Regions from separate parts of the Homo sapiens genome. Here all the other regions are linked to region 3. A link is a loop called in an ENCODE intact Hi-C map of the cell type or tissue named here. Cell type or tissue: HCT116. All regions are shown on one strand.

Region 1 (5,000 bases), 180 kb after region 3:
CAGCAGGCACACAGGCTGCATATGGGGTTTTGGAAGTGGAAGAAGGTTAAGTGTATTTGCTGTGAGGGATGGCAGGACTGCACTTATTCTGAATGAATTCAGGAACGGGCAGTAAGCAGAAAGGACCTAAATGTATTGTCATGAAGCCTGCTATCCAGAGGAGCATTTCCCCTGCCCCTTTACCCAGTCACTTTTGGGTATACATACAGCACCAACTTTCCCACTGCAGCAAATTCACAACAGCAGTTGAGATTTTATAAAATTAGAAATGATGGTAGTGGCCACAAGCAAATGGACTAGCAGCTACAAGAAATGTCAGCTGATGTCAGTTCTGACAAGAAGAACCCCCGCCAAACCATAAAGTAGACATCGGAACTTAGGCCTTACATCAGTCTTGGGCCATTCAAAGTAGAGTCATCTATGTCAGTGGTCCCCAGGCTTTTTGGCACCAGGGACCGGTTTCATGGAAGACAGTTTTTCCACGGAGTGGGCCTGGATAGGGGGCGGGGGATGGATGCTTTTGGGATGAAACTGTTCATCTCAGATCATCAGGCATTACTTAGATTCTCATAAGAGCGCATAACCTAGATCCCTCGCATGCACAGTTCACAATGGAGTTCACGCTCCTATGAGAATCTAATGCTTTCGCTGATCTGACAGGAGGTGGAGCTCAGGCAGTAATGCTCACCTGCCTCTTAGCTGCTGTGCAAACCAGTTCTAACAAGCCACGGACGGGTACTACGGGTCCATGGCCCAGGGACTGGGGACTCTCTATATCACTGGTGCTGCATGGTGTAGTGCCTGATGCTTATGAAGAAGTTTAAGCATGTACTGAGATGAAATCTTTTTTATTTTCAATTTGTTAAATAAGGTATATTTTCAATTTGACATTTTCCATGAAATGATGTTTAAAGAGGCATTTGAGAATAATCTCAAAATAATCGATACCGAAAAAAATGCTTTGGTTTTGTTTAAAAGGGTAAAATCCTTTGGGATACTTAGCTATCCAAAGTGTCTCTTTCTGGAGGTTTTTCCTCTTGAAGAGTCTGTCTGCAGGGATGATGAAGACAAGGCAAGGAAGAGAAAAGAAGGTGATTTCCCATAGGTAAGTTCTAGTGGGGGAAAAGAAGTGGCATTACTTAGTAGAAGCCTTCAAAATTTATCAAGGGTTGAAAGTAGATGCCTCGGATTGTGGGTTTCTGAGAGAGATGCGTCTAGTTGTTTATAACCCCTTAAGGAGAGGGGGAAGAGCCTAAGAGCAGGGAAGACTTGGGATGAATGTTCTCGAAGCTTAGGTGCCCCATCCTAAGCTTTGGATCTGATGAGAAGCTGCGGCAATGGAAAGAGAAGGGCAGAGCACACCGGATGTGAGGTGTGAAGAGTGAAAAGATGTTATTGGGGGCCAGAACCCAAAACAATCAGACTGGCAGCTGATGGTGATGGTGTGCTAGTCACCCTGGCTATTAGCTCTAGCATCAGAATGCTCAGTGACATTTCTGAGTGGGGCTTAGTTTGGGAGGGGTTTGCTGCTGACAAAGCTGGATGGAGTCAGAATTAGGGGGAGCTGATGAGATTCAGAATATTGTCCGGAATGAGAAACAGACTGCATTGCCTTCCCTGCTTCCGTCCTCCTTCACCCTGGGACTGTCAGCTGGGCAGTGCCTGTCAAGCTTAGCTTCTACTTGGCTGCCCCAACTCAGGGTCATCCTGTGTGTGGCCAACACAACTTTTCTAAGTACATCTTTTTCTTAAAAAGTTTACAAATGAGTAACATTACAGAAAATTGTTCATTAAAATTTTATGGAGTCTAATTGTCAGAAAAATCTCCATTGTATGACCCAATAGCACATATATGTATGTAACTGAAACTCTCAATATTTTGCTGACATCGATAATGGTAAGTTAATAAATATATCTCAGCTATCCAAAACAATACAGTGGCTCAAGTTAATCCAGTCTTCAAAAATAATTTTCTCTTTTCCATTCCAATCATTTTGTTCTCCCACGGACATTAATAAACTAGGAGGTCTTTGTGGTTGCCTTTGTGGCCAGGTCAGGGTAAATGTGGTTTCAGACAGACTCGAACTCTCTTTGCCAGTCTGAGTATCTCTGAGCCAGATTCTTTGCGGAGGGCTTGGTGTGAGTTAGCACATCCAGAAAGTCGGCAGTGGTTACTATATCCAACTGGATCCTGGGTAAGTCGCTGCTTTCTAGGATAAGAACACAACAGTAACAGCACAACAATCGACCTCTTGGTGATCAATGCTCTTGAAACGCTAATAGACCTTCTTTCAAAATAATGCATAATGCAGCATTCTTAATTGTTAATGCAGCAAAAGGCAAGACTAAAGAGGGCTGGGGAAAAATTCTTTAACGTGCAACTGAGTTAGCCCCTAAGGCCCAGACAAAAAAATGTGACCTAAATGTATCGTTACCAGGTATTATTTAATATTTATATAGTGCCTCAAATGGATCCAGCCCAACATCAGAGTGTGCCAGAGAAATAAAAGCCTGAGCCCTAAGGAGTTTATCATCTGCAAGCAAAGTCGATCCAAATCAGAACACCCACGGAGGAATGAGTTGAGTGAGGGATGATTTGACCAAAAAACGCATTGCCAAGTGTAAAGCGGCACCAAGAACAGGCGCCAGGCTCCATCTGCTGGTGAGAGGGATTTTTACACAAATTCCTGGAACACCTTCATGGTGATCCAACCCATACCTGACTGGTGATTTTCAAGTGCATCAAAGATCTTCCTCACGGGCCGCATGGCTGCTTCCCTGCAGACGAGCTTAATATCTGAGCCTGAGTAGCCCTCAGTCTCCTGAAACAGCCAAAAAACCAGCCATTGGTCAGTGGGCAGAATGCTCCTGGCCATTACGTTGTTATAGGCAGGACCCAGTATCAGAAGCCCTGTGTAGATTCTGTATCTGTCACCCATGAACATCCTAAAAAGATTCCCAGATAAACAGTGCTTGAGGAAGAGACCCTGCTAGCATGTTGGGATAACCTAAGCAGCTGGGCTAGAATGGCTTTCTAACACCATCGAAATATGCTGTAAGATGCCAGTGAAGGATCAGAACACCCAAGTTAGCCTATCAGGGCCCCTGTGCTCAAATCCAAGGATGGTCAAATTTGGTAGGCACGTTTATTCTTGTAAATAAGATCATACCTGCCATTTAGGAACCTCAGAGAACATTGTGTTCAAATGTTCACCAAAAGCAGGCAACATTTCTGCAACACCCTGGGAATGGACACCAGTGATAATGGGCATAATAGACATGTACCTGGAGTTTTTCTGTTATGTAATCATCACAGTCATTCTTTGTGGCTCATCTGCTACCCATTTTACAGATGAAGAAACAGGCTCAAAGAGTAAGTGACTTCTCCGAGGTCACACAGCTAACAAGCAGCAGGGCCAGGATTTGACCATAGGTTCTCTGAGTCTAAACCCTATGCTGTTTCCACTGCCTCACATTGTTTCTCCTTCTCTGAATATTTTTAAGTGAAAAGGAGCTTATTCTTCGTGAAGATGCCCATTGCATTACGGGGGCAGCTTGGATCTTATTCTAAGTGTCTCAAGCTTCTATCAGCTCATGGTAAGACCTGGTCTACAAGATGGCCATATGGTGGGCCCTTGACCTACATGTGCCCCTCTCCAGGGCAGCTGACCTGGCTCAGCACACTGTACTCCAGCTCTGTGTGCAGCTCCAAGGCCCTGCTCTTGCTCACAGGAGGCAGCCAGTGGTAGATCATGGCCTGCCTGGCCTCCCGGCTGGGGAGATCGACCAGAATCCTCTTCTCCAGGCGGCGTAACATGGCACAGTCCAGCTCCCTGAAATCACACCAGAAATGGAGCTGGACAGGGCTGCAAACACACTTCCTGAACAACAACTGTACTTTAAGAACAATTTAGCATTGCAGGAAGCAATTCTGCATTTTAACTGTCACTCTACATCTATGCCTTGAGTGGATGGGACAATTAATATTATTTGGAGAAAGAATTGGTGAGAAAGAGAACTGAGGGAGGGAAGGAAGGGAAGAGAGGAAAGCAGAAAGGAAGGAGAAGAAAGAGAAGGAAGGAAGGATGAATGGAAGAAAAGGAAAAGAGCACATTCTCAGAACTAATGAAAAGGAAGTAATTTTATGCGACTTAATTTGGGGTACAAAAACCAACTAACAACCAGCAATCATGAGTATTCTGATTGCAGTTGTAACATGAATTATTCAGTCCGATCTTGCCAGTGAGTAAATTATTGCTGACAATAAGTTGGGCACTCTAAGTACATTAATTCTTCCAAAATTCTCAGTCCTTCTGGAGTGAATGACCCCTCACTTCATTACATTGGTGAACTTAGCACCAGTGGCCCTTCCTGGGTGCCCAGTGCAAATAACCGCCCTTTCAGACACTCACTTTTACTCCTCCCAAAACTGTCAGGCCAAGTTTATGTGATTTTGCATCCATAGGCCATTTCCTTAAACTTCTTGATATGGTTTGGCTCTGTGTCCCCACCCAAATCTCATCTTGAATTGTAATCGCATAATTCCCACGTGTTGTGGGAGGGACCCAGTAGGAGATAATTTGAATCGTGAGCAGTTTCCACCACGCATGCTGTTCTCATGGTAGTGAATAAGTCTCACAAGGTCTGATGGTTTTATCAGGGGTTTCCGCTTCTTGCGTCTTCCTCATTTTCTCTTGCTGCCACCATATAAGAAGTGTCTTTTGCCCCCCGCCATGATTCTGAGGCTCCCCATCCATGTGAAACTGTAAGTCCAGTTAATTTTTTTTTCTTCCCAGTCTTGGATATGTCTTCACCAGCAGCATGAAAATGGACTAGTACACTTTTTTTTTTTTTGAGACGGAGTCTTGCTCTGTCGCCAGGCTGGAGTGCAATGGCTTTCAAGCTAATATAAAAGTAGAATAAAACAATTGAACATCTATATACATACCATCTTGATTCAACATCAGTATTCTTCTATATCTGCTTCATATCTCTCTATC
Region 2 (5,000 bases), 68 kb after region 3:
TTGATTTAATAACAAATTCCCATTCTTAGCTTTTGATTCCTTGATAATAAGAGCTATAATTACTGCTGTGAATGTATTTATTGTATTCTCTGTTTAAAGGAAAAATTTAAATAAAAGATTCGATGTAGGGGAATATAAAATTTTAACACCTTCCTTATTTTACAAAGGACATCATTTTCAGATTTTTTTTTTTTTTTTTTTTTGAGACAGGGTCTCACTCTGCTGCACAGGCTGGAGTGCAGTGGTACAATCATAGCTCACTGCAGCCTCCAACTCCTGGGCTCAAGCAATCCTCCCACCTCAGCCTCCCAAATAGCTGGAACTGCAGGTGTGCACCACCACACCCGATTAATTTTTTAATTTTTTGTTGAGACAGGGTCTTTCTGTGTTGCCCAGGGTGGTCTTAAACTTCTGGCCTCCAGCAATCCTCCCACCTGGGCCTCCTAAAGTGCTGGGATTACAGGCATGAACCACTGCACCCAGCCCATTTTCATACTCTTAAAACAAAAGAAAATAATTGCCACACTTGCAACAAAAAAATTGTGATTTCAGGGGGTGGTGGTGAGTATAGCAAAATGGGCATTAGGAAAGGAAACAGTATTTCTTTTAGTGCCCTTATTTAAGGCCAGTTATGTGACCTTAATGTCTTAATTTTCTTTGGCATTTGGTTTCTTTAGTAAAAGAGGAAATTATATTGTCTCCATGTACTAAGCAGATAGGATTGATAGAACAAAAAAATATCTCATGTCTTTTGAGATATTTGGTACATGGAAGATTAAAACTGGTATTACCAAATCATTTTATTATGCTGTCTTATAAAATATTTTACAACATGTATTCATCTATCTAGACAAATGTTGTTAATTCACATTCCTATAGATAGTAAACTATTCCTGGTAGCAAATTAAATAATTTGGGAAAAGCTTGAATTTCCCACCCCCACCCTCCTGCCCTTGTAGGTATCATATAATTCCTGAAATACACAAAGCTGCTTCCAGGGTAACAACATGAAAATTGGTGAAATCGACATGATTTGTCCCTCCTGCTTCTTCCCCTTTTTGTGTGTCCCCTACCATTAGATGCCCAAGGTTTTCCTGCTGACTCCAGTACCTATCACAGTGTGCAGCATCAAACAGCTGTTCATAAACATTTGTTGAATGAATCACCACCCATGATGATCCTGACCCAGCTCTGATACTCTCATATAGCAGTCCTCTTAATTCTTTTCCAAATTTCCCTGGCTTGGTCCTGGTTTCCTCAAATGTTATTTTACACTAAGCAAATACTACTACCACAACTCCTAAAGGAAGGAATACTAGCAAATTTTGGGGAGCTTCTGTATTACTGCTCTGTCTGCACCTAACAGAGATGAGCTTTAACATCTGTAACTTGGGATTGAGACCCATCCCATATAGTTCATTAAGTGTCAGTTCCTCAACCAAAATGAACGGCTATAAGGTTTAACCTAGGGCCTTGGTAGGAATATTATAAGGTGCAAGTGAGTAATAAACATGAAATGTACATACAAGCCATAATATGCTATGCCAATGTGAGTAATCAATTTAATGGTGTGGCCCTTCTCAAAGTAGTACCTACAATAGTGGAACTATTACAGGTGTAAGCCACCATGCCCATCCGGCTAGATATATTTTTGTGCAGGAAGGACCTATGTTTACATGGTACTATCTGCTTTAGAATTGAGGCTGCAGATTCAGTGTTACTTGAACAGAAATGTGTCTAATTCCTTATTCAGCCTGATGTATCTGTCAAAGTACCTGGGGGAAAATGTCTTTAGAAAATTCTATCTAAAGATTATCAAGAAATTGTAAAATATCACAATTACTGGCTTTCTGAATATTTTAGTTGGATGATCTTATTCATCAGTCAATATGGTTGCATGCTTTGCTTCCTGAAAACAGAACAGTTCACTCAAATTATTTTATATTTAAAGTTTACAGAGCATATATTACAAAACAGGCTTTTTTTTTCTTGAGATGACATAAAAGCCCACTCTATCTTGCAGTCAAGGAGAATTCAAATATATTAAAACCATCATATTTTGTAATGATTCCCAAAGACCCACAATGCATTTATCCTATGTTGTTAAAAAGTGTTTCTATTCAAAAAACTTATATTGAAAGCGTCTTGGGTATCATTGCCATAGAAAGAAAACTTATGAATTTCTTTGGCTCCTGCATTTTTAGATTCTCTGTTGACTGTCATTTCTGCACCATTGCTTCTTTTTCCCGTGTTAAATGTAAAGTTGTGATGACTACAGAGTCAAATGATTGACTCTCTTTGTGTCTTTATAAATGAATGTGTACTTATCTCAATGTGAGATTTAAAACAGTGAGGAATTAGTTAACATTTATACATGGTATAAGCTACCTTTTTAAAAAATAGCTCAAAATTTGGGTATTTTAGTATTTAACGTGGTTTGTGTTAAAGTCCCCCACCCCTGCCCTGGGTTTTTAAGTGCTTATAGCATTTGTATTACTAAGCCACATTTAGTTATGCAAAACAAAGAAATATTTTTCTATCCCTATGAACCAATACAAAAGTTTTTTAATTTAGCATGTTTATAAAAATGTAAATGTTTAGTGTAATAAAGGGTAAAGGATTTCTCATTCACAAATGAATTATGATTCTAGGACAAGTTTATTCAATTTTAAAAGCAAAACTTAACAGTCCTTAGGCTGAAGAAGCTGACTGAAGATTTTTATTCAGTGAATAGCTTTTTGATTAAAGTTTTTCCAAGGACTGGAATATAAAAACTTACAACATGAGCTGAGACTGTGATGATGCCTTGATAACCTTTTTTTATTATGAATTTGGCAATAATTTTATAAGCAAGTGCATCTGTGTATAAGCTACTACTGTAGATTTGTTGAAGACATGCTTTTTTATTTTTTAGTCATAGTTCTTGGAGAACGTTGTGATGCTGCAACACAGAGCACATGATAAATGGCTAGACCCAGATTCACATCCTTTGAACTTGTCAGATCACTACCACAAGGCGTGTTGATGGGGAAAATGTGCTAGTCTTTAAGTGCCCTCTGCTGTTTTTCCAGAATTCTGCAGTCACACGCAGCTAGGGGGAATTGGTCTCAAAGTTCTTCATTAAAAGCCTCAATTAAAATAATGTTCAATCAATAGATTAAGGACTAATGTTTTGTTCACGGTGGACTTGTAAAACAGCAGTTTACAACTTCCTGATGATGGGAGTGCAGTGCATCGTCACAGGGAAAGGAGTGAGAGGTCGTTATCTTTGCTGGAGGAGTGCTTGTTCTTTGGCAAGGACACAGCTCTTCAGTAAGATGGTCTTTTCTTGGAGGTTCTCCAATATTCATTAGGATGGGAACTTGCCCAGATTTCTACTGTATAACCTACAGAGTTTGTAAAAATATGTCTTACATCTTTTTTTTAAAAAAAGGTAGATAGGACCATTACTATTTTGCATTATATTTTTAGAAGAAGATCCCTGGGCCACTAGAAGATTTTGGTTCTGTGTCTAAATATGCATCAAAAGGAGATCCCTGCAAGTCAGAAGACTTAATGCAAGCCTGAACTTCTGTGGAGGCTGCCTTAAAATTCTCTAGCAGTAGACAGACTTTGGCTACTGTGTGTCCATTTCCAATTATTGATCTACTGTTGTGCACCTTGACAGTGCAATCAGTTGTTCCTTAGTTATGTAGCATTTTTCTTCTCATCTTTCTCTTTTTGAGATGTTGACTGACCTGAATGTGTGAGCTCAGGTTAACTCTTTTGGCACAAACTAGGAAGTCACTTTTTTTTTTTAAACTCCAGTACTTTTGATCTACTATAACCAAGTAGGTAATTTAGAAGTTACATAATACTTTGAATTTTTTTTCTCCATGCCAATCTCGGTAATTTCTAAGCTGGTCAAGATGAAAAGAAAGCTTTTGTAAGTCCTATTGTAGGAGATTTGCATGGAATAACTAACTAGTTTAAATTGAGCCTCTAAAATCCTGAGCTTCCAAGTTGGGGAGAATTTGCTGAAGTGTCTGCAAGTCCAATGTTGCATTTTATGGAATCTGAAGCACCATCAATTGTAAGAGGCACCACTATTTGATGAATCATAAAGTAAAAGGTTTCAACTGTAATTCTAATACATCTGATTTCAGAAATGTTAAAATGTGAGGGGATAAAGTGCATCCTGGAATCAGTGAAATAATGTTGTTTCCAGGAACAACTGGCCATGCTACTATAATCTTTATTTACCATTCATGATTTAGGACTTAGAATGGAAAAATACATGATTCTCAGCTCATTACTTTTTGCTTTTTATCTTTGTTGTTTTTTGGCTTTTATTTCATTTTGTTTTAATGAAATAAATGAAAAAATCAACATTCTAGTAGGGATAATTCTTCACCCCAGTTTAAATTCCAATCTGGACCCTTGGGACTCAAATATGCTTATTTGGAAATGTCCTTTTTTTCTTGAGTCCTTTTTTTGCTTTTCTTTTCCTTCTCAACTTTCTACCTTAATGAAATGCTGTGTTATTGCTTCTGAAAAAAAGAAAGAGGAAGCCATTTTGACTTAGCTCTGAAAGTAGAATCCTTCAGGCGGGTTTCTTTGGATTAGGTTGAGCAGTTTACTCCTCTAATGAGATGGCCCATGGTGATTTAACTTATCTCTCCTGGTGGCTGCCATAGAACAGACACTGGCTAAACCTTTGTGGTGTCTAATGTTGATGTTGAGGGCTCTTCTTAAATGTGAGAGTGGCACAAACCATTTTATTGGAACTCCTTGTGCCCAAAAGTTTACATTGTTTGTTATCCTAAATAATGGAATTCCATTCCAGGCTCTGTCATGTCATGCATCTAGAGAAGTGATCCATATGCTTTGGCACATTGCAGCATATACCATAATGGAAAACCAATATTCAAAGGGGTCTGTGTTAATAGCAGCTATAGCATAACCTAGAGTGAAAAGAAGAGGTAACTGGAGTAGGTCCCTGTGTAACTGTCCTTGTCATA
Region 3 (5,000 bases):
TAGTTCTCTAGTCAATTAGAAAGAGGAGGGAAAAGATAGAGGCAGACACACTGACAGTAAAAAGAAGTCAGAGCTTCTGGAAAGTGAGCAAGAAAAAAAACTCTAAAAAGCAAAACTCTAAAAAGCAAGTCCAAAGGCCCCAACAGCCTAGCAGTTTGAGGTCATGTATTCCAAGGGAAAATAGATTTGCACACTTCAACATGTCCTGGGTTCTTCATAAAAAAGTAATAAGCCATAATGTCTCACGTGTAATGAGGTAGGAAAGAATGCAACACAACTCTTTTCAAAGTTCATCAATAAAAGTTAAAACCATCATAGCTTCGGAGCTTACAGAGCTAAGACTTCCACTACACAGAAAGTTTATCTCCAGAATAACTCATTTATCTTTTGCCCCTCTTTTCCACTATATTCATATTTTATGTTTCCACCAAAGAGTATGCAGAAGAATCAGGACAAGTTTATAAACTAGGAAGGCGGGTTGCTACACCGAGAAGCTGGCTTCATTCCTTTATAGCCAATGTTGTCTTGGGGCTGACTCGCATAAGCTCAGGAGAGCTGAGTATTCACGTATTAGTCCGTTTTCACACTGCTATAAAGAACTGTTCAAGACTGGGTAATTTTTAAAGAAAAGAGGTTTAATTGACTCACAGTTCTGCATGGTTGGGGAGGCCTCAGGAAACTTACAATCACGGCACAAGGCAAAGGAGAAGCAAGTACCTTCCTCACAAGGCAGCAGGAAAGAGCGAGAACAGGGGAAACCACCACTTATAAAGCCAACAGATCTCGTGAGAACTCATTCACAATCATGAGAACATCGTGGGGGAATCCCCCCCTCCCCGATCCAATCACCTCCCACCAGATACCTCCCCAACACGTGGAGATTATAATTCAGATTACAATTTGAGATGAGATTTGGTTTGGACACAGCCAAACCGTATCAGTTCAATTTTCAGGAATTTCATGAGTGATTGTTAAACATTGCCCTTATTAGACATTAAATTATGTAAGCTTACAAATAAGTTACACTAAAACCAAAAGTAATAAACACTCAAAACTCATCACTTCCTAATCCTTTTAGCAGACCTTGCGGTTGTCCGTGCCCTTGCAGTTACTTATGCCAATTGCATCTGTTTGGTGGAAATGCCTCTGATTGGTGGCCCTCTGCTGCCCTGCTCCCACTACTTCACGTTCAGTGACAGCACTTTGGCAGCTTGAAATTGGCCATATGCTACAAATAAGGCTTGTTTATCCACACCCCACCCCACCCCAGGTGATTGTTAAAGATTTGCCAGCGCACCACTGTTTGTAGTTTTTTCTCAACAACACCTCAGGTTGTTAAGACTTAAAGTGTGGATTCCTGGGTGCGCAGGTGAAAGTTGCTGTGTGCAGAAAAGTGGAAAGGGCAAGGAGAGGTAGGAGATGAACAGGACTTGTTTTCATGACACTGCTGATCAAAACAGGATGTAGCAAAGGAACCAGCCAAAAGCAGTTAGGACTAGGAATTATAATACATTTGCATGCTGTAAAACACTTCCCACCAGCACCATGACAGTTGATGTCATGGCAAAACCCAGAAGTTACCTTACATGGTTTAAAGAGGAAGGAACCATCAGTTCTGGAAATTCCCCACACCTTTTCTAGAAAATCTGTGAATAACCCACCGCTTATTTAGCATATAATTAGGAGCAGCTATAAATAGAGCTAGCCAGCAATGCACAAGTGCTACTCTGCCTATGGGATGGCCCTGCTCTGTCTGTGGAGCAGCCATTTTGCTGTACACTATTGCTCTAAAAACTTGCTTTCTTTAACTGTCAGCTCACTCTTGAATTCCTTCCTGAGCAAAGCTAAGAACCCTCTTGAGCTGAGCCCCAATGTGGGGGTTCACCTGCATCAAAGAGACTGGTTTTCAGAAAGCCTGGGTGCCCATCCTGCTCTCCTTCCAGCTGTGTGACCTCAGGCAACTGTCTTCCTCTCTCTGGGCCTCCATTTTCTCATCTATAAAATGGGAGGACTAGACTAAATGGTCTGTAAGGCCCATTCTGGTTATAACACTATCTGATTCTATGATTCCTCTTTTACTTTCTAGTCAGGCATGGTGGTACTACATTTTGGCCCATGGCAGACTGGAGGAAAGGAGTTCAGATATCCAGCACTTTCTCTTCTTTTTTAAATACTTCCCAAAATAATGTAATAGCAACTGTGGTAAAGCAGTCAAAAGGGACCCAAAACAGGTTGAATCAGAGAATAGAACATGAGATGCCCATTCGCTTTCATTCTTTCTTCTGCCTGCAACTTGCCAGTAGCACCAGTAAGCCATTTCTGAAATTCATTATGTAAATAACAAAAGCCTCAAGAAATCTTTTTATTAGTGCTCCATATTATGATCCAGAGACTTAGAGGGTGGTGCCCTGGAAAATAAAATTGACCTGAAGTTACAAGGCCTGGATTTGGGTCCTGGATGTCCTAATTCACTTTTACTCCTTATGTGAGCTTGAGCAAGTTACTTAACATCTCCAAGACCCAGTTTCCAGTTAAATGTGAATAATTTCTAGTAGAATGGACTAGTGCAGGCTTTGTGGAGAGCCACTGGGTGGCACTTATTCAAATTAAGTGTGCATTTTATGACCCAGCCACCATGCTTTTTAGTCGGCATCCCAGAGAAATTCCCACCCAGGTCCATCAGCAGTCACATTTCACCAGCGGTTCTTGTTTGAAACTATTTGTGTGCAGAGTTGGAGGCCATCATGGTTTCCACTAGGGGGCAAAGATGAGTAAAACATGATCGACAAACACCGTGGAGTATTATGCAGCATTTAAAGGCAATGGAGTAGATACACATAGCAACATGGATCACTTCTAAAAACAGAGCAGAATGAAAAAAGTACAAAACAGAATGAGATTCACAGAATATTACAATTTATGCAAACGAAACTGCATACACACTAAACAAAATATTCACTTTATAAATACGCATACAAATAAGATAAACATTGGACATATTTAGAATGATTGCCTATGTGGAGGAAAAAGTGTGAGTGGGAGATGGCAATAAAAGAGAATGGATCGATTAGTTAATTATTAAAACAAGAGAGGAGCCAAGCAAAAACAATAGATGCCAGTATTCCACGCACTAAGTAGTAGGATTTGCTCATCCTTCTAATCCTAAGTCCAATAAAAATTAATGAAAAGTGGCCAGGAGCAGTGGCTCATGCCTGTAACCCCAGCACTTTGGGAGGCCGAGGCACGTGGATCACCTGAGGTCAGGAGTTCTAGACCAGCCTGGCCAACATGGTGAAACCCTGTCTCTACTAAAAAATTACAAAAACTAGCCAGGCATGGTGGCACTTGCCTGTAATCCCAGCTACTTGGAGGCTGAGGCAGGAGAATCACTTGAACCTGGGAGGTGGAGGTTGCAGTGAGCCCAGATCGCACCACTGCACTCTAGCCTGGGTGACAGAACGAGACTGTGTCTCAAAAAAAAAAAAATTAATGAAAAGTACAATCGTACCTTACCTACCCCACACAGTTATGGTGAGGGTCAAATGGATAATGTATGTGAAAATTATCTGTGCACCATAAAATGTTATTCAGATATGTTATTATCTTTATGTTTACAGCACAGCTGGGAAAAGGTCAAGAGAGACTGCAGAGAATATTTAAGAAATGTGGCAAGATGCCTTGTCTTTTTGTCTTGATAAGTTTAACAGGGAAGTTTAAATGTCCCTTAATCAGATATGCCTCTGTAAAATAGAAATCTTTAAATAAAAATTATGGCCATCCTCGATTCTTCTTCTGAGTAACATATTTGTGGTAGATGCTGTCAGTTGCCTAGCCACAGCCATTCTCCCTGCTTGCCAGGAGTACAGCACCCCACAGTTGTTCAGGTGGCAACATGTCTCTATCCTCAGAGGATCAAATGTGATTGGTCCAAGACAGGCATGGTAACACCATTTCTAATGGCCAGTGGTTGTTTTAGATGGGAGCATGTGACCCAGTTCTGGTAAGAGATGTAAGGGGAAGTTTGCTTGGAGGAGCCTCTCCTGGAAGAATGGTTTTTTTCCTGTTAAAAAAAGGAGACAGAGATAAGAATGAAGGCTTCCATTTCTTCCTACCTTAATCCATAGTATGTAAGGATTTTCTATTTAGAACTGAGGCAGCTACTTGTGACCATGAGGCAGTAAGTTTAAGAATTAAAAGACAACAAGCTAGGGTCACATAGAAAGAGCCTGGTTCCTGGATGGCACCACTGAGCCCCAACACCAAAGCTAAAACAGTCCAGCTCTTGGTTATGTGAGCTCGTTAAATGTCTTTATTACTCTAGACATTGTTACTTGCAGCCGCACACATCTTAGCAGATATGACATGTAACCCGGCATTCCCTTGAAAGATCTCTTTTCTTGTGTATATCCTGCAGGAAAGATCATCCCCTTACTAGTTTGTGATTTCCCCAAACGTATCTGAAAGACTGTCAAGGAGCAGAAAACTGTGTTTAAAGTAGGTGGGACCTGTCCATATTTTGAGTGAGCCAAGGAAACCGGCATAGGTGAAGTAATCCAGGCATCTGTTTAGGATATCAAGGATTCTGAAAAGGTACCACACACCAAATTTCACCTCTGAAGCCAGTGGTAGTGAGAAGTTTCTGGTAAGGAGTGGTCAAAACCAAATGTGTGGGCTGGAGAGAAGACTTGACATAAAATACCAGAATGGCTATGTGTGGCTTGTGTGTGTGTTGTCCCACTGGACCAAGGGTAAAATTAAGGGGGTCAATTTTAGCTTGATACCTCTAATTAGAGTTGCCCTACCCTCAGGACAGTTTACATTGTACTGCTATGAGCTTCTAGGCCCTGGATGTGTCCAAATCAAAGCATACCTCCATTGAGTAGCAAGTCTCTAAAGTCCCATCTAAGCTCCAAATTCTAAAATTACGTATTCCTCTGGATGAAATGCAAATTATCTTCAGGGTCATAATTTAGTGAATACAGGGGAGAGCAGAGGCCTTT
Region 4 (5,000 bases), 230 kb after region 3:
ACAGAATAAAAAGAAGAAATTAACTGAGGTGAAAAGAATAATGGCTAACAGGCATTACAAGTCTAAAGGGATGCAATACAAAAAGTAAGCCTATATATAGCACATTAGATGAAAACTAGTATGTGCATAGGAGGTTTGCCTATAAAGAGCCCCATATTTGTTAAGTATATTTAACTATTATCTTTCAAAGCAGTTGCCTTTGAAAGTTACATACTTATTCTGGTGATGTCACCGTTGTTAAGGATGTTTTTGGAAGTGCTTAAAAGTCAAATAAGTAAATCAACCAAGAAACATCTTGTGATTTGTCTTTACTCATTTGCAGCCTAAAATGGGTATCTGCCCAAACTTGGTTACCTCTTTATTCACAGGTATTCATTTTAGGTAACATTTGGCAAAATGATAAAACCCAAATTCAACCCAAATTTGCCATCATTGAAGTAATTCACATTAACAAGTCTCGAGCACTGAAGGAAATTCCAAAGATCTACCAATCAAGATCATCAAAGAACTTTCATATAAGATAACATCCACTTGGAATGTATTATTTGTTTCTGGTAATTTTTTAATCAGTCACACATTGCACTTCAGAGTGTTTCTGTATAAAAGTAGTACCTTGATCTTTGTTCCTTACTGTCATTTTTAACTTGTTCAGTTGTAAAACTGTCCAATATAAGTGGCCTTAGCACTGGAAGCAAGGGCTGTGTCTCAAAATCCTCTGAAAGAAGAAAGACTCTCCAGGTCTTAAATTTTAGTTCTTAACTTCTTTTAAAACCAACAATTTTCTCCTGAAAAGTGTGCACATGTGCAAATTAGCATACAATTTCAGGAGCTCATCCAAGGACCCCAGATTCAGATTTCTGCTGCAGGTTAGAGTTCTTTCTGTTTCATTTGAATCTAGATCCAGGAAAGTAGAAAGAGAAAACTTTCTTTTTTAGTAGCCCTCCTCTTCTCTCTCTTTCTTTCTTTCTTTCAGACAAGGTCTCCTTATGATGCCCAGGCTGCTTTCAAACTCCTGGCCTCAAGCAATTGATTCCCTTCTTGGCCTCCAAAGTGTTGGGATTACAGGTGTGAGCCACTATGCCTAGCCTGAACTTTCTTAAAAGAAGATGCCATGATTATTTTCAATGACCTTGAAATGTATGTATCTCTCCTAAGCTAATTTTAAAGAAGCTGCAAACCACAGTCAGTTGACTCTAGCCAATCACCTTCTATACTTTTTCATGTCTCACCATGCTTCTATACTATGTCTTAATCCTCATTTTACAGAGAGAAAAACTAAATCAGTTTTTTATTAATAACTTTAGTATGGAGTAATACATATTCACTTAAGAAAAAACTAGAAAATACTGGTAAATCAAAAGAAAATTCTGCCCCTCAGAGAAAATGACTAACATTTCCTCTGTTTTTACAAACTTTTTTTAACCTTTTTTTTTTTTCTTTTTAGAGACAGGGCCTTGTTCTGTCACCTAAGCTGGAGTGGCACAATCTTGGCTCACTGCAGCCTGGAACTCCTGGGCTCAAACAATCCTCCCACCTCAGCCTTTCAAGTAGCTTGGACTACAGGCGTGCACCACCACGCCCAGCTATTTATTTTATTTTATTTTTTGTAGAGATGCGGTCTTGCTGTGCTGCCCAGGCTGGTCCCGAACGTCTGGTCTCAAGTGAGCTGAGCTTGAATGAGGTTTGAATTCGATGTGGTTGGCAGGAGGAGCCGCTAGAGATTCTTAACCAACAGAGCGACAGGACGGGACTTTAGGAGTAGTGTGCAATACTGGGCCATAATAACAAGACACAAGAGAGAGACGCAGAGGCTACTAAAATTACCCAAGCCCGAGAAGATGGATATGGAGGACTATTAATAGAAGAACCAGCATCCATGACCCTCCATTGTCTGCTGTCACCAATTCTCACTCACACATTCAAACTCTGGTCTTCTTGTTTACTTAATTGTTCCACTTAGGCTGTGCCCCTTCTTCCTCTGTGCCTCTGCCAGGAATGGCCTTACATCACATCGGTCTATTCATATTCTATACATCTTTTAAGTCCAGCTCACGTCACCCTCTCTACAAAGCTTTCCCTGATTGTTTATTTTAATCCACAGTAATCTATCCTCTGCTGAATTTGTAGAACTTCGTTAAGGCAGATCTCTTTTATTGACACTCATATGTCCTTAAAAATACCTATAGTTCATTTTCGTTTTGACAGTCCACTCATTTGTCCCTTTCCCAGCAGGTTTCGGAAAATGATCAGTTCTAGTAGAACTTTCATTGATTCACGATACAAAGAGCCATCTCGTGGCAGAAAGGAAAAATGCATGCTTTGTAAGCAGCAAACTACTTGGCCTTAACAACTACATCTGACTTTTATTTTTATCTTTTTGTTTTTACAGTTCTTCTTTCTGATACAATTTCTGGAACAAAAAATACATTGTAATAAAAAATCAGGGATAATTTGTGAAAATGGCATTGTCTTCGTTTCTAATTATTCTACCCATCTACATTCTAGTAAGTTCCTCAATGGCTATGCAAATAACATTTACTGAGATTCTGTTACTATGTTCACAGTGCTGGGACCTGGCATGGTGAGTTTAAGTTTTATAAGAGTCAACTTATCTAGGAAGACAGCATTCTCAAAGTTATCTGTGGAAAACTCGTCTCTAAAGATGGTCTGAGAAAAAAAAAAGAGTTCCTTAGGCCAGGCATGGTGGTTCATGCCAGTAATCTCAGCACTCTGGAAGCCAAGGTGGGTGGATCGCTTGAGCCCAGGAGTCCCAGACCAGCCTGGGCAACAGATAAATCTCATCTCTACCAAAAAACAAAACAAAACAACGAAACAAAAAGTAGCCATGGCGGCACGCACCTGCAGTTGAGCTAATTGGGAGGCTGAGGTGGGAGGATTGCATGAGACCACAAGTTCAAGGCCAGCTATGTCTACATAGCGAGATTCCATCTTTACCAAAAATAAATGAATAAGGAAATAAATAAATAAACAAACAGTGTCGTGGCATACACCTGTAGTTTCAGCTACACAGGAGGTTGAAGTGAGAGGATCACTTGAACCCAGGAATTTGAGGCTGCAGTGAGCCATGATTGGGCAACTGCACTCCAGCCTGGATGATAGGTGAGACCCTGTCTCCAAAACAACAACCACAATAACAAAACCCTGGAAAAGCTTTGGCCAAATTGATTTGCAAAACCTTGAATACTGTGACTTTAGTATGATATTCTCATTGCACATAGTAAATCAGATGGTCTGAGAAGTCCTGAAATGAGGGACCTAGTTTAATTTAACCCAATATCTGCCAAGCTTACCTGACCACAAAACTCTTTAACACCTATTAATATTCTGTATAACTACTGCTCCAAGTGCTGCACACACTCAGAAAAGCACCTTGAGGTATTTTAACTCAGGGTTCTTTGGATAGAGCTGAGATTCCATCAAAAGATGATGTAAAATGGGCCAAGCCCACATTCCAGTTTCTTTAAGTCCTTTGCTGAACCAAGTTGGGTATTAAGAGAATAAAACCCAAATCCTATCAATAATAGAAGTATAAGTGTAATTGTCAGGCATGATTCTAAGCATGTTACATATTTAATCCTCGTAATAATGGCATCTACCTGATACTTAGCTATACCCCATTACTCCATTCTACAGACAAGGGAACTGAAGCATAAAGAGAATAAGTAACTTGTCCAAGATCACAGATTAGCAAAGGGAAGAGCAGACATTTGAAAGAAAATAGTCTGGGCTGGGCGCGGTGGCTCACGCCTGTAATCCCAGCACTTTGGGAGGCCGAGGCGGGTGGATCACGAGGGCAGGAGATCGAGACCACGGTGAAACCCCGTCTCTACTAAAAATACAAAACAATTAGCCGGGCTTGGTGGCGGGTGCCTGTAGTCCCAGCTACTCGGGAGGCTGAGGCAGGAGAATGGCCTGAACCCAGGAGGCGGAGCTTGCAGTGAGCCGAGATCGCGCCATTGCACTCCAGGCTGGGCGAGAGAGTGAGACTCCGTCTCAAAAAAAAAAAAAAAAAAAAAAAAGAGTCTGGCTTCTAAGTTTATACGCATATCCTGGAAGCCGTCCCTATGACAACAAGCCCCACAGCCCTGTCATAGATTGAACACTTAGCACTTTCTCATATGCTACCCTTGGGGTTACTTTACTTAAGTGCCTGGTGAATAGAGCAGAGCAGCCCACTACCCACATGCAGACTGTCTGGCTTGTCAATTTCAGGAATGCTCTTATAGCCCAGATGGAGAAACAGAGGCACAGAAAGACCAAAGTCAGCCCTGCCCTGCTCCGGGGCTCAATTCCACCCCACTGCTATGTGGAGATACAGAGTTTGAGCCTAAGCTGAGAAGTGACTGATGGCCTGCCTGTCTGCTAACCATGGGACGGGGGCACTCATTTCCTTCTAGGGGGCAATAGGTTTATTGAAAGCAGTGGTTGCTGGCATGGGTAAGAGAAACAATGGGAACTCTCAGTTCGTTGTCAACTGCCTCCTGCCCTCCTCACCTTTTTCCTTTGTACCTCTCCAGGACGAGGGTCACTGGAGTCTCAAAACCGACTTTTAGTTCCAGTAGCTCCCTTATTTAATGGAGGAAAAGATGCTTATCAGACTTTTTGGGAAAATATCAAAAATTGATTGGTTTTTCTTGCTCTAACTCCAGATTTCTCCATCTTGGCACTGTTGACATTCAAAGTCAGATAATTATTTGTTATGGGGGCTGTCCTGTGCGTCAGATGGCATTTGGCAGTATCCTTGGCCTATACCCACTAGATGCCAGTGTGACAGCCAAAAAGACCTCTAAGCAGTGCCAAATATCTCCCAAGGAACAAAATCATCCTAATTGAGAACCACTGCTCTAACTCAAAAGTTTTAAAGCCCTAATCTCAGTGACTGGGAGGTTGAGGCAGGAGGATCACTTGAAGCTAGTAGTTCAAGACCAGCCTGAGCAACAGCAAGATCCTGTCTCTAAAAACAATTTAAATATTAGCTG
Region 5 (5,000 bases), 470 kb before region 3:
TATACACCAGTTAATATTAATAGCTAACATTCATTGAGCGTTTACCGTATGCCAGACACTTTACCTGTGTTAATTCAATTACTTTTCCCAACAATCCTTTGAGTTAGGTTACTACTAACATCTTAATTTATAGATGAGGAAAATGAGGCATAGAGGAGTTAAGAAACTTGCTCATGGTCACACAGTGTCAGTGAAAAGGCTAGGAATTGAACCCAGGTAGCCTGGTTCCTAGCCTAGGCATGTGGTTACCAGGCTGTATGGCCTCTGTAGATGTGAAGGTGGAGCTGCTTGTTTAAGGAGGGGTGGTACCCAAAAGGCCTTGTCCCCTCCTCATCCACACATTTCCCGCTGAGACCCATGGATATAACCTGCCAGCAAGAGGCTCCCTCTGAAACCACTGATTTAGATCAATCATATGATGGAGAAGCCATATCTGTCAGGTTATGCCATAGATTCCAAGGTTGTCCTGTAATGATGAGTAAGCCAGGGAAGGCTTTCTGGGGAGGGAGTGCCCATTTCATGTCATTAACACCCATTCTCTAACCATGTGGGGTGTTTTCTAGCAAAAGCTTCAGCCTTGTGGGGAGGATGCATGGGGGTTGGCAGGACAGCACATGGCTTGGTTTCCAGCCAGGACTCCTTGGTCGGTTTTCTTCAGCACTGAAGTACTCAGGTCCCAGGCCTGAGGGCAGAGGCAGGAGGAGCAAGACTCTCAGCGGACTCCATGTGGTTGATGATTGGCAGGTGGAGATGAGGAGCATGTGGGAAGTCTGCAGGTCCCAGGCAGAAAGTGCACTGCCAGGGCATCAGTGCAGGTCCCGGACATCAGTGCAGCGCCAGAGCATCAGTGCAGGTTCCGGGCAGGGCATCAGTGCAGTGCCAAGGCATCAGTGCAGTGGGTAGGAGGGACAACCCCCTTCACACTGACCGCCCCCCTCAGCTTGCTTTAAAACAGAAGAGGGTGGGATTTTGCCTTGGTGTCGGGAAAGGGCACGGTTATGTGAGGGCTGGTGGACAGGGGAGCAGTAGTTTGATTCTTGTTGGAGGCCACCCCTCCCAGTTCCCCTTACTGAGGGATTGGGGGGTACTAGAAACCCTCTGAGCTTCCAGGTCCTCATTCTAAGCTTCTAGTGTCAGCTTCCAGGGGCCAGTGGAGACCCTGCCTCCTCCAGGGTTCTTTCCTGACCTCCCAGCCCGTAGGGTCCTCGGTCCCTTGGGGCATCACTAGATCCCTCTCTGGTTCTTGCTGGTACTTTTGGCCACAGCTTTACACCCTGCTTTCCCATCCCTAGGTGCTGTTTCCCCCAGGTGGGCATCCAGCCTGTTCCAGGTATTGATTCATCCAGCATTTAGTGAGTGGCTACTCCAGGCGTCAGGCACCAAGAGGGGCCTGCCCCTCAGCAGCTCCCAGTGTGGTGTGTGTGTGTGTGTGTATGTACATGTGTGTATGTCTATATGTATGTGTACATGTATATGTATGCATATATATGAGATGTGTGCATGTGTATACGTGTGCATGTGTGTATGTATATGTGTATATGTGTGTATGTGTATATGGGTGTATGTGTGTGCATATCTTTGTATACATGTGTATATGTGTTTATATCTGTGTGTATGTGTGTATATGTATGTGTATGCATGTATATGCATGTGTGTATAAGTGTATGAATATGTGTGTATAAATGTATGTATATGCATATGTGTATAAATGTGTGTATGTATATGCATATGTGTATATAAATGTGTGTATGTATATGGGTTTATAAGTGTATGTATATATGTGTATGTGTGTATAAACGTGTGTATGTATGTATAAGTGTGTGTATGTATATGTGTATGTGTGTATGTATGTGTATGTGTGTGTATGTATATTTGTATAAATGTGTGTATGTATATGTGTGTGTATGTATATTTGTATAAATGTGTGTATGTATATGTATGTATAAGCATGTATATGTATGTTTATGTATATGTGTGTATATGTGTGTATGTGTGTATATGTGTGTGTGCATGTGTGTGTATATGTGTGTATCTGTGTCAGACTGACAACTGAGCAGGGAGACCAAGTCAATGACTGTGGTTTGGTCTGAGGAGGGCTGAGACACACACAGGCTGAGGGCCCAAACTTACCCTGAAAACTGCGGCCGAGCCCAGTAGCGGCCATCCCAGTAGCAGGTATGGGAGGCTCTTGTTAACGACCCTATCAGTGGTCCGCAAATCCACCAGAAAGGCGTAGCGTCCTTGTTAATTTCAGGCCTCTCAAAAGCAGCCCTGCCCAGCCTGTCCTGGCCCTCTCCCCTGAACATGTCATCCCTAAAATCTTGACCTCCTACACTTAAGGAGGGCCCTCCTTCCCTCCATCAACCCCATGCCCAAAGCAATCCCCTAAATCCACAGCATCCCGAATTCCAGTAACCCTTTAGAGGTTCGCGCATCCCATTACTGTTTTGGCCCTGTCCTGTCCTGCGTGGGCCAGCCAGTGTGATGTTGGTTCCTTAGCAGCCCTGGGGAGAAGCAGAGGGCGGGGGGCGTGGGGAGAGTCGAAGGAGCCATCCTGGATCCGTAGGCCTCCCGTCCGTCCGCGGGTCAGTGCGGCATCGCGGACACCAGGGGGCGCCAGAGCGTCGGGTTTCGCGCGGCTGCCCTTCGCAGTCCAGACGGCGCGGCGCGCGGCGGCCGCCAGGGGTCAGCAGAGCTCAGGGCCGCGGGCGCGAAGCGCGGGGCTCAGGGCTGGGCGGCGGCAGCTGCGTTCCCGGCTCCGAGCGCCGTTCTCTGTTAGGAGGGTAATTTAGAGCAATTACACCGATTATTATTGCTTTTCTAATTAGTGCTTTTCCTACAGAATTAGCCGAGTGTTTATTAGGAGCTGCTTGTTGCCAGCCGCTTAACTGCTTCGCTGCCGGGCGCGGGCGAGGGGAGGGGCGCCGCGTGGGGCTGCCTGGTTATGTGGTTTCGCATAAAAGCACGGATTAAATATTCATTCTCCTTTGTTACATATAGCATTAAATTTTTATCAGCTGTATGTTTTCCCTGAAGTTTTCCCTGCGTGTTAACGTTCAGGCGGACTGCAGAGGAACTCCTGGGCCTTGGCTCGTGGGGAGGACAGATCTGTGATCCTGGAGGCCAGAGGGTTCCCTCTGACATCTGTGACACCGTTAGACTTTTCCCAAGCGTGTGTCCCCGGATCCTTCTAATACCGCTGCGACGGAAGCAGGATGGATGGGGAAACTGAGACCCGCGGTGAGGGGTCTTGCATGACACTCCCAGGGCTGACACAAACCAGATTGTGGGGTCCGGCACGGAGTCTCTACCACTGTCATCTTTGGGACCTTCTAAGTCTTCAGGCCCCTCGGGAACCTCCAGCGTCACCCTGGCCATGCAGTGCCATGTGGGTGGGCCCAAGCCTCCCCTCTCACAGGAACACAGGCTTCAAACTTTTCCCAGCTCTATCCATCTAAGCCCTGCCAGGAGGGGGTCGGATACCTACGGTGCTCCTGGATTCTGCCACCTCCCGTGCGGGTGAACCTTCTGGAGCGCTTGACCCAGAGAAGTGGCTACACTTGGGGCGGGAGGCAGAGGGGAGAGATTTGGGGTTTATTCAGTGCACTCCCCTTTATGGCGAGTTAATTGTTACTTGCTTTGCCTCCAGGAGGCGGGGGACTCTTCTCACTTCACCAGTCCTGGGGAACCCATGTGAGAAAAACTAGAGGCACAAATGCGCCCACAGCAAACCAGAGGGTGTGGTTTGTACTGCCCGGCCTTGGTTCACGGTTCAAAAGGCTTCTTGGAAAACCACTGCCCCGGTGCATTCAAGTGTTTGTTTACAGCTCATTAACTACTTGATGGAAAGGTTGGGGTGGGGGAAATATTGACAGAAAATCAATCAGAAATGAAGATTAACGATCTCCAAAATATTCCTGTGGGTCCATAGGGAAATGGGACTTGAGTTCTAAAACCAGGGTCTCATAAACTGAGATATTGTTTCTCCATTTGCCTTTGCGCAGAGAGAGGTCACCAGGAATCAGGTTGTGACGAGTGGCCACACCTGCAGGGAATTTGAGATGGGCCTCCAAGGGAACCTTTTAGCTGTAAGGCCTGTTCCTCCTGGCCTTTGTTCCTGTCAGCAGGCAGAGAATAGAGAAGAAACTCAGGTTGGTTCACTTCACCACCACCGTGAGACTGGGCAAGCTGGGACCAGGACAGGGTCCCACGGGTGCCTTCGCTGCGTCCCATGCCTCTGTTCCTGTTTTATTAACTGGATGAGATCAGGCTTCCCAGGTGGAGCTGGAAGGGAAAGGCAGGCAGGTATTTTCAAATAAGCCCATGGGAGCTAGAGGTCAAATAACAGCTGGGAGATGCCTCACGCCAAACCCAGGGTGGCTCTGGAATGGCACCGGCCACAGTGGGTCCAATCACAGGGTGGAGAGGAGCCCAGGCTTGGTCCCCGCCCCCCAGTTCTGCTCGCAGGCTTCCGTCTTCATCTTCCCTCTTTCCATGTGACTGCAGTTCAGGCAGGGTACAGTGGTGTTTTAAGCTTCTGCCCCTCACCCTGAACACAGCTGCGTAGGACCCTCCAGAGGCACTCCGGTCTGGGGCAATGTCTCTACTGAGTCCCGCCCCAGGCTGCTTTGGTTGCCTGGGAGAATTCCCAGGTCCCCCTGCTGCATAGGCCTGTTTGGGACCCTGCACTTTTTTGGCAGGGCTGGATTTCCCAGGCTTAGGGGCTGGCTCCCCAGGTGCATCACACTTCAGTGTGCCCCCAAGATCTGGCCACCTCCCCTAGGTACCACCATTTCTGGCTCCCCTCTCTCTGACTGTTGAGGGGCTTTTCTGCTTTCCATCCTGCAGAGATCCTTGAGACTAAGAAGCTGAACAGAGCCTGGCTGCCTGTTTAAAATGGAGAGGAAGAAAACAGCAAGAGAGAACCCCAGCATTTGGATTGCAGTCTTCACCTCTTGCCTCATGGGGATCCACATGGTGAATGTAAACACAGTGCTGAG

Evidence for each region. Peaks named below come from ENCODE experiments on the same cell type or tissue, not always from the same donor. Only the 100,000 strongest peaks of a DNase experiment are listed, where the experiment ranks them.
Region 1: it touches region 3 in a loop (13-fold over the local background); 16 of 110 quality-filtered maps call a loop at or near these places.
Region 2: it touches region 3 in a loop (8-fold over the local background); 9 of 110 quality-filtered maps call a loop at or near these places.
Region 4: it touches region 3 in a loop (7-fold over the local background); 4 of 110 quality-filtered maps call a loop at or near these places.
Region 5: a loop joins it to region 3, with 3.0 times the contacts of the local background. A loop is called at or near these places in 6 of 110 quality-filtered maps.

Annotation. Positions count from the first base shown.
Region 1 is chr18:47,098,076-47,103,075 of GRCh38, reverse strand. KATNAL2 (katanin catalytic subunit A1 like 2) reads right to left here. Exons shown (of 18, transcript NM_001387690.1): 16 at 3,671-3,833; 17 at 2,720-2,822; 18 at 833-2,210. The coding sequence ends at 2,071. LOC105372098 (a long non-coding RNA gene) reads left to right here and starts at 4,841. Exons shown (of 4, transcript XR_935432.3): 1 at 4,841-5,000. RefSeq lists silencers at 2,580-2,689, 2,525-2,737. In HCT116, CTCF peaks have their summits at 2,469 and 2,668 (motif pointing left); a DNase peak (open chromatin) is centred at 2,665.
Region 2 is chr18:47,213,793-47,218,792 of GRCh38, reverse strand. All of the region lies in intron 7 of SKOR2 (SKI family transcriptional corepressor 2), which reads left to right. Among named protein-coding and RNA genes, the nearest start is that of SKOR2, 35 kb to the left of the region's middle. In HCT116, a CTCF peak has its summit at 3,065 (motif pointing left); a DNase peak (open chromatin) is centred at 3,032; H3K27me3 peaks cover 4,680 bases.
Region 3 is chr18:47,281,446-47,286,445 of GRCh38, reverse strand. It overlaps MIR4527HG (MIR4527 host gene), which reads right to left and starts at 722. Exons shown (of 3, transcript NR_147192.1): 1 at 685-722. LOC124904295 (a long non-coding RNA gene) reads right to left here. Exons shown (of 3, transcript XR_007066359.1): 3 at 2,414-4,060. In HCT116, a CTCF peak has its summit at 2,742 (motif pointing right); a DNase peak (open chromatin) is centred at 2,735; H3K27me3 peaks cover 2,084 bases.
Region 4 is chr18:47,047,869-47,052,868 of GRCh38, reverse strand. All of the region lies in intron 4 of KATNAL2 (katanin catalytic subunit A1 like 2), which reads right to left. Among named protein-coding and RNA genes, the nearest start is that of ELOA2, 15 kb to the right of the region's middle. In HCT116, CTCF peaks have their summits at 2,094 and 2,293 (motif pointing left); a DNase peak (open chromatin) is centred at 2,268; H3K27me3 peaks cover 2,541 bases.
Region 5 is chr18:47,746,964-47,751,963 of GRCh38, reverse strand. No RefSeq gene overlaps it. Among named protein-coding and RNA genes, the nearest start is that of SMAD2, 180 kb to the left of the region's middle. RefSeq lists a silencer at 2,598-2,777. In HCT116, CTCF peaks have their summits at 2,449 and 2,649 (motif pointing right); a DNase peak (open chromatin) is centred at 2,623.